Regions from separate parts of the Homo sapiens genome. Here region 2 is linked to region 1. The links are chromatin contacts, found by Hi-C or POLR2A ChIA-PET in ENCODE. All regions are on one chromosome and are shown on one strand. Each heading gives the region's core, a stretch centred on a gene start or an enhancer-like site at or near the end of the contact. The rest is flanking DNA. Distances are from core to core; before and after follow the strand shown.

What was found. Hi-C counts contacts between places; a loop is a spot of excess contacts on that map. ChIA-PET counts read pairs that join two places held with the same protein, here RNA polymerase II (POLR2A). Pooled maps may share reads with other maps.
Region 2: a loop to region 1 is called in a map of endothelial cell of umbilical vein, with 12 times the contacts of the local background. The contact joins two enhancer-like sites. A Hi-C loop is called at or near these places in 2 of 168 maps with a recorded cell type or tissue (A673 and endothelial cell of umbilical vein) and 4 of 50 pooled maps. POLR2A ChIA-PET finds 5 or more read pairs at or near these places in 2 of 52 experiments (A673 and endothelial cell of umbilical vein).

What each region holds. Positions count from the first base shown.
Region 1 is chr2:235,857,149-235,862,926 of GRCh38, reverse strand. All of the region lies in intron 9 of AGAP1 (ArfGAP with GTPase domain, ankyrin repeat and PH domain 1), which reads right to left. Among named protein-coding and RNA genes, the nearest start is that of GBX2-AS1, 310 kb to the left of the region's middle. Within about 2 kb of position 3,091, at least 5 of the 41 ENCODE cell types and tissues checked have a DNase peak (open chromatin) inside an H3K27ac peak, as active enhancers do; they include endothelial cell of umbilical vein, where a contact is called at or near this core.
Region 2 is chr2:236,177,360-236,183,137 of GRCh38, reverse strand. The region is part of intron 1 of GBX2-AS1 (GBX2 and ASB18 antisense RNA 1); the gene reads right to left. Among named protein-coding and RNA genes, the nearest start is that of GBX2, 12 kb to the right of the region's middle. RefSeq lists enhancers at 2,783-3,298, 3,299-3,816 and silencers at 4,758-5,052, 5,258-5,552. Within about 2 kb of position 2,962, at least 3 of the 41 ENCODE cell types and tissues checked have a DNase peak (open chromatin) inside an H3K27ac peak, as active enhancers do; they include endothelial cell of umbilical vein, where a contact is called at or near this core.

The sequences.
Region 1 (5,778 bases), core at 1,842-4,341:
AGATTAGAAAAAGCATGCACACAGAGATCTCACCAGAGAGCAAAGCAACCCAAACAGTCTCAATGCACGCACGGTGAGTGGACAGCACCACCCTGGATGTGAAGAGGCATAAAGAACAACCCAGGGCTGCCCTCAGGATCCTGACATCTATTACGGAAGTTCAAAGGTGCATATGGTCTGTGAAGGCAATTCAGACATGGACTAGAGGTTCTACTGGAGAAATGAAAAGGATTACTCACTTTCCTCCTGATTAAAGAAAGAAAAAGGTTTATGCAGACAAACAGCCATGTGTCAATTTTAGTCTTAAAGACTTAAACCAAGAATGGCTAAAAGGTACCTGGGACAGTTTGCAGTTTGCACTGCCCTACCCCATGGTGATGGCAGATGGCATCTGCAACACCTGAGCCTCCGAAGCCTTCTCAACACAGCACTCCACGCAGTCTCTGCTACGGATGAGAACGGGCATGGAAAATGCACCCTACATCTGGCCCTGATCTCCAGAAACATTCCATGTGCACGTTTCATTACGAGCAGCACAAATATTTCCTTATACTGCTATTACTACCACCGCCACTTTGATGACGATGACAAGGACCGCTACCACTGCTACTGGCAATAACTCCTTACTACAAATAATTTAATTTCTTGGAAATTTGAATACCATCCCGAACTGATTAGAAGTTAGAAGACAAACTGTGCTTCTGGAAAACAAAGTGCATCGAATCAGAGTCATGGTCCCGGGCTGCACGTGCACGGAGCCATGGATGAATGGAGCCATGGATGAACACCCAGGACAGCAGGGCCCCTGAGTGGTCTAATGCACTCCTGCAGTTTCCTTTCTGAGACACTCACTCGCCAGGTGCTAAGCCATCCGGTAGTACAAGCTGAAGGAGGCACTCCTGGTTTTGATCTCTGACGAAAAGAATGAGCTCAAGCAAAGGTGCCCAGGACACTCAGGAACCCCACGGGGCAGGGTCCCCAATGGTTCTCTTCCTCCCAAATGGGACTTTTTAACTCATGTTACATCTAACATGTCAGAGAGATCTTTTCTACAGATGTTAATGTTTCATTTAAGGAAATGCCAAGTTACTGGAACTAGTGACCAGATGGAGGTAAGATACAGATATGCACAGAGAAGGTGAAGGGTCATGCCCAGAATCAATCCCCTGATAAGCAGGAATCAGGGTACCTACCAGTCCCCCAGGGACACAGTGGGTCTTTCTACAGACAAGCAGTCAGTTCAACTGCCTGGACCTTCCTGGAACTAAGGAGAGGGAAGAGAGCTGTCAGCATGCGCTCCCTGCAAATCACAGGCAGAGGCTGCCCTGCTAAACATAGGTAGTGCATGTGGGTGACAGAGGTGACAGTTAACGTGGGACAGCTTGGATGTGTTTCATTTCCACCAAATGTCCTCTACGAAAGCCTTCTCTGTTCCAACTTAGAGGCTGTAACAGAGATTGCATGCTGTTGCTATCAACAAGAGTGTGTTCCCTGATGAGGGAGTAGATTTCAATGGTGCCTGTGACACCTTTACCAGTTGCAAAAATCTGGATGAAAGGCACAGCAGTGGTCAAAACGGCACTTCTGGAAATGACCACATAGAACAGACCACACCTTATTTCACTCCCAAGTTCCCAAGTGCCAATTACCATTTAAAGAAGAGGATGAAGTGATGTTGAACAAATCCTCTGATTCATCACATTTAAAAAAACTACTCAAATGGTCCCCTATAGAAGTTGATTGTTAATCAGGACAATCGAATGATGAACCACTGCAAATATTGTATCAGCAAGCTAAAAATGGCCTTGTTTCAATGGAAGACTCACACAGTACATACTATATATAAAGTATTGCATTTCATGCCCCATTTCCTGTAACATATTAGTGGGCTCAGTCATCAAGTAACAATTGTCTCCTTGCCTGGTTCAGATATTGTGGTGGTAAGAGGAGGGGTGTCTGCAGTGGGAGAACAGCCCTTGGAGGCTGACGGCCGTACACAGGGAGAGATTTGGTACTATTTGTTTTATGGGCCCCATCAACAATATTAAATAATTGCACATCTCCGTTTTGGCAAATAATGCAGTCTTGGTAAATATTTATTTTTATACATGCTAATTGAACCATCATTTGGCATGTTGTTCTTCCTTTAATTATTTAAGATTACTCAAAAAAGAACGGCTGAATAGCAGAATCTTCCTGCAATTATTTGATTAATTTACTTCACTATTAAAATGTCAGAAACATTTATTACAAAAAAACAGAATCTGTACTACTGCCACTTCTCTGTAAAGCAAAACATTGTACTGTCTTTAATTGTGAGCTGTTTGGAATCTCAGTCAGTTGCTGTATTTTTGAGAAATTCCACAAATGAGAATAAGATTCACAAGGACAATACTGGATTTGTTAGACTCCTGTTAACACTATCCTAGATACCATTAATAAAATACGTATCTGTGATGTGAGACTGGAAGGTATGGGGAGACAGTGGTGACTAGAAAGCTGCGCAGTTAGAAAAAGGTAATCCTCATATTCAATCCATAAGCCATCTCCTTGAGGCAAAAAAAAAAGGTAATTATAATTATGGTTTCAAGTTAGAACAGTTAAAGGAAATACCGAACGCACTTACGTAATGACTTCCAGCAGAGCTCAGCATTATTATCTTCCTTTTTGCCTTGAGTGCTAGGATGCTCAGAGATAAAGTTATATTTTTTATTTCTCAGTGTATGTTTTCTGGTATGCCCTTTCCTTTGTTGCTTGACAACTATCTTTTCACTGTTTTAATGAGTATTTGTGTTTCTTTCAGTGTAAGATACAAGTTAAAAGGAGGAGGAGGAGGAGAAGAAGAAAACAAACTGAGATGAAGGTTTAGCCCCTAAACTTAGCATTACTGAGGACAGAAGAAAGCAATTATGAGACTGGGCTGGGAGGGGAAGGTAACCCATGGGGATGGTGATCCCAGCCTAGTTCCTTTACAAGAGACATTCGCAGTGGCCATACAACCTCTGCTTGCTGGTGGAAGGCGCTGCGCACAGCCAAGAACTGAGTTGTCCTAGAATCAGAGCTGTTTGTTGCCTCTTGCTGGCGAAAGAGGAGCAGCTCCAGGGCGGAGGCATTTCAGAGCCTTTTGAACTGTACACAGTGCTGTGAAGGGCAGGCAACGGCTTTTCAGACAATAGTTCAGAACTTATTCAGCAAAGCTCGATTTTTTCCTTCAAAGGTTGAAATTTGTTCTACAGATAAAAGTAATGCCTTCGGGAAAATAACTCTAAGGCCTTCCGGACAAATGCGAGTCTCTCTGAGCATTGAGTTACTATTGTGTTAAGGTATAGTCAGCTATGGAAATACAGTTAGAAAAGGGAAGCAGGAACTTTAAAAAAAAAAAAAACTGCTCAGAAAAAATAAGAAACTAGAAGGCCTCATACCAATTAGTCGTTCCTATCTGAAAGCTGCAGATCCAAAATAGTGTGTCGTTTTTAGAGGTAATATGCTCCCATTTTGAAAGGGGATGGAACAAAAGGCGGGGGGGGGGGGGGAGGTTGTGGGGGGAGAGTTGCAGATTTCAGGATGGGGGTTCTCACCGGGCCAGTAATGGCCATTTCCCCACAACAACAGTGAATGGTTCTCTGGCCTTAGCAAACAATTCCTTCCATTTAACTTCTCTGACAACTTCTTATGGGTGGAGAGGGAGTTAACAAAAGAAACAATATGTATTAAAAAAAAAATGCAAGGTGCCCAGAGTACGGCTAATGGAATTTGATGCTGGCTTTAATTTTAATGAAGAAAGTTGCCAGTAGCAACAAAACTGTCAGCAGCCGCCGAGCACCATTAATAAAGATCGAGACAACATTAGTGCCCGGCACCAGTACAAAGGGTTCCCCTTGCTTCATGCTGTGCTAAATTGGCTGCCCAATTTTTCTTAAGTGTCCATTCTATTTAGAAGACAATTTATTAATTTTTGCCATTCATTGTCAGTTGACAGGCCATCATTTTGTAGCCAGAATTTTAGATGAAAACTAATTGAAAAGACTGGCAGTATTTATGAGGGGTATTATTTGTCAATTACAGTGGCAAATACTCCTTGCTACCACCAACTTTGATGCCCCTGATCTCTGGGTGTGAGCACTGTTACTGCTGGCATTAAAATATGAGTAAGCCTCTCCCTGCTCATCAATTTCACAGGCATGTAGAGAAACCACCTTTCATGTTCTAGGGACCTTTCATGGTAGACGGATACATTATAACTTTTGACAAAGAGGAAGTACACATCAATTAATAATCACAGACAATCATGCATACAAAATATAATTCATTGTGAACTAGTTCATATTTTTTTTTATCATCTCTCAGTAACAGTTATTAGTTAAAAGGTCTGTTTCCTAAATTCTGTATGGTTTTAAAACATTTTCCCCCTAACCTACTGCATCTTAAACTCAAACATGTACAAACAGGATATATACGTTCTGCCCATCAATTTGCCAACTTGAAAGCTCAATGTCTTATCTTAAATAAAACAGGCTGACATTTTTATAAGTAAAAATGTTTTTAATCAGTAAGCAGCCCTTAGAAACTGTGCAACTAAAAAGTTTGATAAATATACTTCTCTAAAAATGTTATGTTCATGTTCTATAGCATTATTCTTACATTTTTTAACTAACGCTACCAAAACCGTTGATAAAATGCATCTTAGCAATGAATACTAATCTGCTTACTAACTAAAGAAAAATTTACTGAATTACGATTTTATACGCCCAACTTAACTTCCTTTATGTGGTAATGTTGATGATGGAATTCATTAAAGATTGCTATATAGTCTGGATTATGTTCAATTTGAATTTATACAAAGTTAGAGATTTTAGCAATTAAGATACACATTCTCCCGAAGTGGTGATACTAAATTAAATGCTGTACCGTCATGGTGTATCTCATAAACTCTCCAGTCCTGTACCAGAAAAATGAAAATCCCCCAAGATCACCCAGGAAGCAGCCCTGGGTATAAGCCTCACACTCCCAACATGGGCAGACAGTGTGGCAAAAAACATGGCACAGGGCGATAGGCCTGCTTCTGCAGGCTCTGGTTCTTCCAGCGCTTTTACTGGAAAACTCTTTATACCCAGTCAATTCCCAAATGACGACTGTACTACATTCTTGCAAATCAGTTACATAAGAATGCTTATTATTAGCTGCTTCCAGTCTTTCCTCATCACTAGTTGACTTTGAATTTGCTGCTATACAAAAGCTAGTTGGCAAACCGAGGAGGTGCTCTTCTGTGTCATTTCTGTTATGGTGTATATGTGGAGAAACAGACAATGTATACATGTGACATGCAATGCATCCATGTTCTTGGTGTATCCACTTCTGCAGGTTCTGTTTAAAAAGGAACAGCTGCAATCAGGGTGGGAAGCTGCTCAACGGACATGCACACACACTGTGAGCAACGGGAGGGTCGGGGTCAGGACCCTGCAAGGCAGGAACCTGTGTCTGAGGTCTCCTTGGGGACGCTCGTCAAAGGATCTACGACAGCGGCCCCCAACCTTTTTGGCACCAGGGACCAGTTTCCTGGAAGACAATTTTTCCACGGATAGGGAGGAGGGATGGTTTTCAGGGTGAAACTGTTCCACCTTAGATCATCGGGCACTAGATTCTCATAAGGAGTGTGCGTCCTAGATCCCTTGCATGTGCCGTTCTCAATAGGGTTCGCACTTCTGTGAGAATCTAATGCCTCCGCTGATCTGACGGGAGGCAGCGCTCAGGCAGTAATGCTCACTCACTCGCCGCTCA
Region 2 (5,778 bases), core at 1,713-4,212, 320 kb before region 1:
AAGAGAGAGAAAGAGAACAAAAAGAAAGAGGAGATAGAGAAGGAGGAAGAAGAGGAGATGGAGAAGGAGGAAGACAAGGAGGAGGGAGACAAAACCAAGAAAAGGAAAGGAGGCAATTAGAGAAGCAGGGAGGGAAAGAAGGAGAGAGGGAGGTAAGCTAGTTGATAAACATCTAAAGAGGCATTCTACTTTAAGACTAGAATTATCTTGGCTTACTTCTTTTCCAGTGAACAAAATATATTCTGGTTTGTTTGTTGGTTGGTTTGTTTGTTTTATTAAAGGGTCTAAAAACGTTTTCCTTTCTTACACAGTTCACACTGAACATCATTCTTTTTCTCACTGAGTGTATTACCTAAACTCAATTCTACAAGGCCTAAATTATTTCCTTTAATTTCAAATTTAGTTTTTAATGACACATTCACACAGCTCAAAATTCAGAAAGTAACAAAAGAGTAAAGGATGCGTTTACTGGCTGTTTCTACTTTAAAAAAAAAAAAAAAAGATAGCAGAGGGCCGGGCACAGGGGTTCATGCCCGTAATCCCCGCCTTTTGGGAGGCAGGAGGATCATTTGAGCCCAGGAGTTCAAGACCAGCCTGGGCAACACAGTGACACCTTATCTCTACCAAAAATTTGAAAATTCACCGGGCATTGTGGCATGCGCCTGTGGTCTCAGCTACTCAGGAGGCTGAAGCAGGAGGATCACTTAAGCCTGGAAGGTCAGGGCTCCAGTGAGCTATGATTGTACCACTGCACTCCAGCCTGGATGACAGAGTGAGACCCTGTGTCAAAGAAAAAAAAAAAAAGACAACAGAGGAATATTTTGCCTCCAACTTTTATTGAATGTCTTTGATTATTACTTGTCATTTGACGACAGAGAATTAAAAAAGAAGTGGCTGGGCACAGTGGCTCACACCTGTAACCTCTGCACTTTGGGAGGCCTAGGAAGGTGGATTGCTGGAGTTCAGGAGATCAAGACCAGCCCGGGCAACCCTATCTCTGCCAAAAATACAAAAAATTAGCCAGGTGTGGTGGCACATGCCTGTGGTCCCAACTACTCAGGAGGCTGAGATGAGAGGATCGCTTGACCCTGGGAGGCAGAGGTTGCAGTGAGCTGAGATCGTGCTACTATACTCCAGCCTGGGTGGCAGAGTGAGACCCCATCTCAAAAAAATAAAATACACAAATGAAGCTCTCCACTAATATTGGTCCTGGGGAGGCTGGCCTCTGTCCGCACCAACCATGTCCAGGACAGGACGAAACATTCATGGTTGGACCATCAGACACAATCCACAGTCCACAGGCAATTAGTACACAGACCCAGTACTGTGTGACGTGTTATGTTTAAAACTCTGAACCCAGCATTAGGCCTGCCTTTTTAGTATATTTACGTTGATTTAAGTTACTTGATAATCATCGACTCAGTATGGTTTAAAGAAAATCAAAGCCACTGACTCTTTAAGTCTATGGAGCATTTGCTGATCCCAGTTAACTGTATATAATTGTCAAATTTCCAATCTCTGAAATGACCCTTTGGACACACACTGATGGGGCAGGCTGTTGAACTTTTGCAAAGAACACTTAACCTTCTGCAGAAATGGTGTAAAATACAGGCTTGCGGAATGAGCTGGTCCACTCCAGTGCCCCCACCTCCTGTCCACGCCAGGCACCTAAGAAGCTGCTCAATCACTACAATTTCGGGTGCTATTAGCTTGCCAAGTGCTTTTCATCTTTTAAGGGCTGCCCAAGGGCCAAGGGATAAATCAGGAATGTTGTATCTTTTATTCCATTATTTTAAGGATAAATTACTGCTTAGTCAAATTTGTTATGTCCAGATGGGATATGCAGAAACCCCTGTATTTCAATTATGGTCAATACTGCATCTCATTTCTAGGATTTAAGTGTAGTTTGAGAACATCAAAATCCTTTTCAAACTCCGGGATTTGCGTTGAAATTGTTAACATCTTTCTCTGTTAAAACAAAAATTAATTTCACTAAATTGCTAAAATAAGCCTGAGGAATCTAGAACCCTGCGGAAGATTGAATAGGTATTGAAATTCATTTTCAGAGAGGCCTGCAGGTGGCGCCATAAGCAAACGGTCTTACCCTCTCCCACCAACCTACTCTCCCCAGAATTTAAAAAGGAGGAAAACAGGAAGATCTTAGCTCACATGATAAAGGGGAGGGGAGCCTACGAAAACTACAGATTCGTAAACTATCATATAGAATCGTGCTGCCATAATAAAAAATTCAATAATTAAAATATTGATTATGGAATTGCCTGCTTCCTTTGTATTAAATATGTGCAGTTTATAGTTAATGTGTTTATAAATAAATATAATTTTCAGTTGAATTTTTTATGATACCATAATAACATCCCAATCCTCATTTGTGTGTTAAACGTGTTCTTTAACAAAATTATACATTTACTATTGCAATGTAACTAGCTGGGTTTTCAGCCTTCATCTAATTTTCCAGAATGGTATTTCTGCAGTCCTAACATTCTTTGCTTAATCACTCCGATAAAAACGGTGGATTTCTTTGTAATGCAATTTGTAAGCAAAAAACATGATTGAGAATGCAGTATTTGCTGTCAACTATGTTTAACACAGGGTTTTAATTTAGCGGGTAATTATTCATTTGGTAGACGCTTTTTCCATTCACATTTATTTTCCCTGCTCTTAAGAAAGTTCGTAAGTTTGGAGAACCTTGGAAAACCAGGGTTGTGGCGTATTTGATGTAAGCCAGAGTTTGATACAGATGTTATCGCAAGAGAACATTTTTTTTATCTGCTAAAGACAGGAGGTCACATTAACTCGTAATACAGACACATAAAAATGTGATTATGGGTTCTAAACAGAACGCAGTAGGCTCCTAGTTAACACAATGAGATTTCTAGGAAGTGATGCATAAATTCTTCAAAAATGACACATTTCTCACGTTCCATTCCAATTAAATTACTGAGGCAGCTAACAGCCATGAGCACAAAGTACGGGATAAAATGAGGGTTTGCTTCTTGTAACTGTGTCTCTGTGAAAGTATATTTTTATGAGAAGCAGTTAATATTAAGCTATTATTTTTCAGCTGTGCTGGAAGGGATGTCTTGAGCCTTTCTTGTCGCGCTCTCCCCAGAAGAGCCTCCCCCTTTGTTTCTTGGGTTTGCTGATAGGAAGAGCGCGTTGCTCCACCGGCTACCGCCTTCACCTGGGGCTTTGGAGTGAAAGGGACCAGCCCAGGAAGGGGTCCCCAGCACCAGTCCCCAAGGGTGGGTGTAATCGCTGCCCAGAGGCCCTCAGCCAGGAGATTCAAAGGTGGGAGGCGCCCCCTCCGCTCCGCTCCCCCTACCCGCAGCGCCCGGCCGGGACGGGAGGTGCGGGGCTGGCCCCCACTCGCGATCCGCGAACACGCGGGGCCTGTCCTCCACGCCCAGCTCAGGCTTCAGGGACACGAGCGCCCCGCGGCTGCGCGGCGTGGGAGGGGGTTCCGACAGCCTGCGGAGCCCAGCCCCACCCTCCCCAGACCCGCTGGCAGCAAGAGGGGTTCAGGGCTGTTGCCCCGGGAAGGAGGCCCGAAGAGCTTGCAGCCGCCGGGAGGGGTGGGGCGGGAGGGGGCGTCGGAAGACAAAAGGATGTGAGGCTTTAAATTCAAAAAGATGTTTTGAAAGCCAAGCGCTGGGGTTTGAAAGGCGCTGGGAGGACGGCGGCAGAGCGATCCCAATCAGAAATGCGATTTGAAGTCCTAATGAACTTGATTGCGTGAACATTTATAATCCCCCATGGCCCTAAATGAAATCAGATATAATCAGAAGATACAGGGAAGGGAGTGTTTACAGCCGACGCCGGGCGGCCGCGGGACGGGGAGATGCGGCCCCGGTATTGATGTCGAAAATGATGGATAACGCGGGAATGGCAAATATACTATTTGTCTAATGGCTCGGCAATTAAATTCCCCTGTAAATGACCCATGCCTCATTTCATCCTAATCTATGGAATTTTGATTGAATTCGTCAGCTCTAATTGAAAAATACTGCACTTTAATGTCTGCATTGCAGTTTCAGGACGAGAGTGGTTTTAATGAGACAGTGCCCCCATGACCCGGGAATATTTGAGACTTTTATTCGGAATTTAAAGCCAGGAGATTGCTCGACTGAGCCCTGAGATTTCCTCTCCTGTATCCACGTCCATCCATCTCCAGACGCGATTTAATAAACGCACTTAAGGATAAATGCGCCCCCGACCCTCGCGCCAACGTGTTACCCCACGGGCGCCCCTCCTCGGAATAAGGGACGGCGGAGGCCGGGGAGGCGGGGGAGTTGGGGGGCTCAGAAGGTCCTGGTCCCTCCCCGGCCCAAGTTTCCCTGCCCTCCCTGCCACCCTGGTCCCCAGGCACTGTCGCGGACCCCAGACTCCGCCTTCCCTAGGCCAAACCTAGGCGACCTCCCTGGACTAGGAGGCCTGGCTGCCTGCCACCCGCGCACCGGAAGAAGGGACTCGCGCACTCGGAGAAGGGGCCGGGCCCCGACGCGCTTTATATGCAAATGGCGAGGCGAAGCCATCCCTGAGAAATTAGCTACTTGCTGAAGCATATTTACTAGATTGAAATGAGTTAAAGAGAAACATTTTAAGTCGTGCAAACGAGATAATTGGGCCGCATTAAAGCTGGGGATGTTTGCTCCTTTCAAAAAAAAAAAAAAAAAAAAAAAACCGCCGGAGGAGGAGGAGAGCAGTAAAAGCACGCGTAGAAATGAAGCCCCAGCTGGTCAGAGACCGGAAATCCGGTAGTGCACGGGACGGGTTCCCTCGGGGATCTCGGAGGGGAGACCCCCACCCGGGAGGACTGGAGGCAGCGCCTCTCCCGCCCCGGCGCGCGCAGCCTATTTCCCTCTTTCCAAGGGGCCAATCCCCACCGCGGCCCGCAGGGGGCGCGCTCAAGGCAAGGTCCCGCGGCGAGAACGGTGCCCAGTGGGAGCGAAGGGCGAGGCCAGCCCTTGGTCCTTGGCCGGCAGTTCGGGTCCCGCCTCCAAATTCGCCCCCCTCCCCCCCGCCATCTCCAGCGGTGTTCAAAACTCTGATGGCATGGGGGGGTTGAGGGGGTGGCCCTGGGGAGACGGAGTGTGGGGGCAAGCAAGAGGTCTAGGTGCACGCGTTGCCTATCCCTGGCCCACGAGAATGTAGCTAAGGTTTTGCACACATATTTAAAGTAAAATAATCAAAAATGACAGAAAAGGCTTCTCCCTGGGAAGGCCGTGCCTGGCGCCCTGGCGATGCCAGACTTGGTGCTGAGAGCAGACGACAGAGGGAGGACTCTCCAGGGCCAGACACGGCCTCCGCACCTCCGTCTCGGTTCGTGCAATGGGGATGGCGCTGCGCCCACCCAGTAGAGGCGCTCGCGAGCTCTCCCTTCCCAGGAGAGGCGTCGTATGTTGTGAAATGTCACACTGCATCCTGTTCCATTGGGTGGCCTCTGGTCTGTTTTTAGATGTTCCAGAGGCCGGGCGCGGTGCCTCACGCCTGTAATCCCAGCACTTTGGGAGGCCGAGACAGGTGGATCACTTGAGGTCAGGAGTTCGAGACCAGCCTGGCCAACATGGCGAAACCCTGTCTCTACTAAAAATACAAAAATGAACCGGGCGTGGTGGCACGTGCCTGTAATTCCAGCTACTTGGGAGGCTGAGGCAGGAGAATCGCTTGGACCTAGGAGACAGAGGTTGCAGTGGGCCGAGATTGCGCCACTGCATTCCAGCCTGGGTGTCAGAGTGAGACTCTGTCTCAAAAATTAAT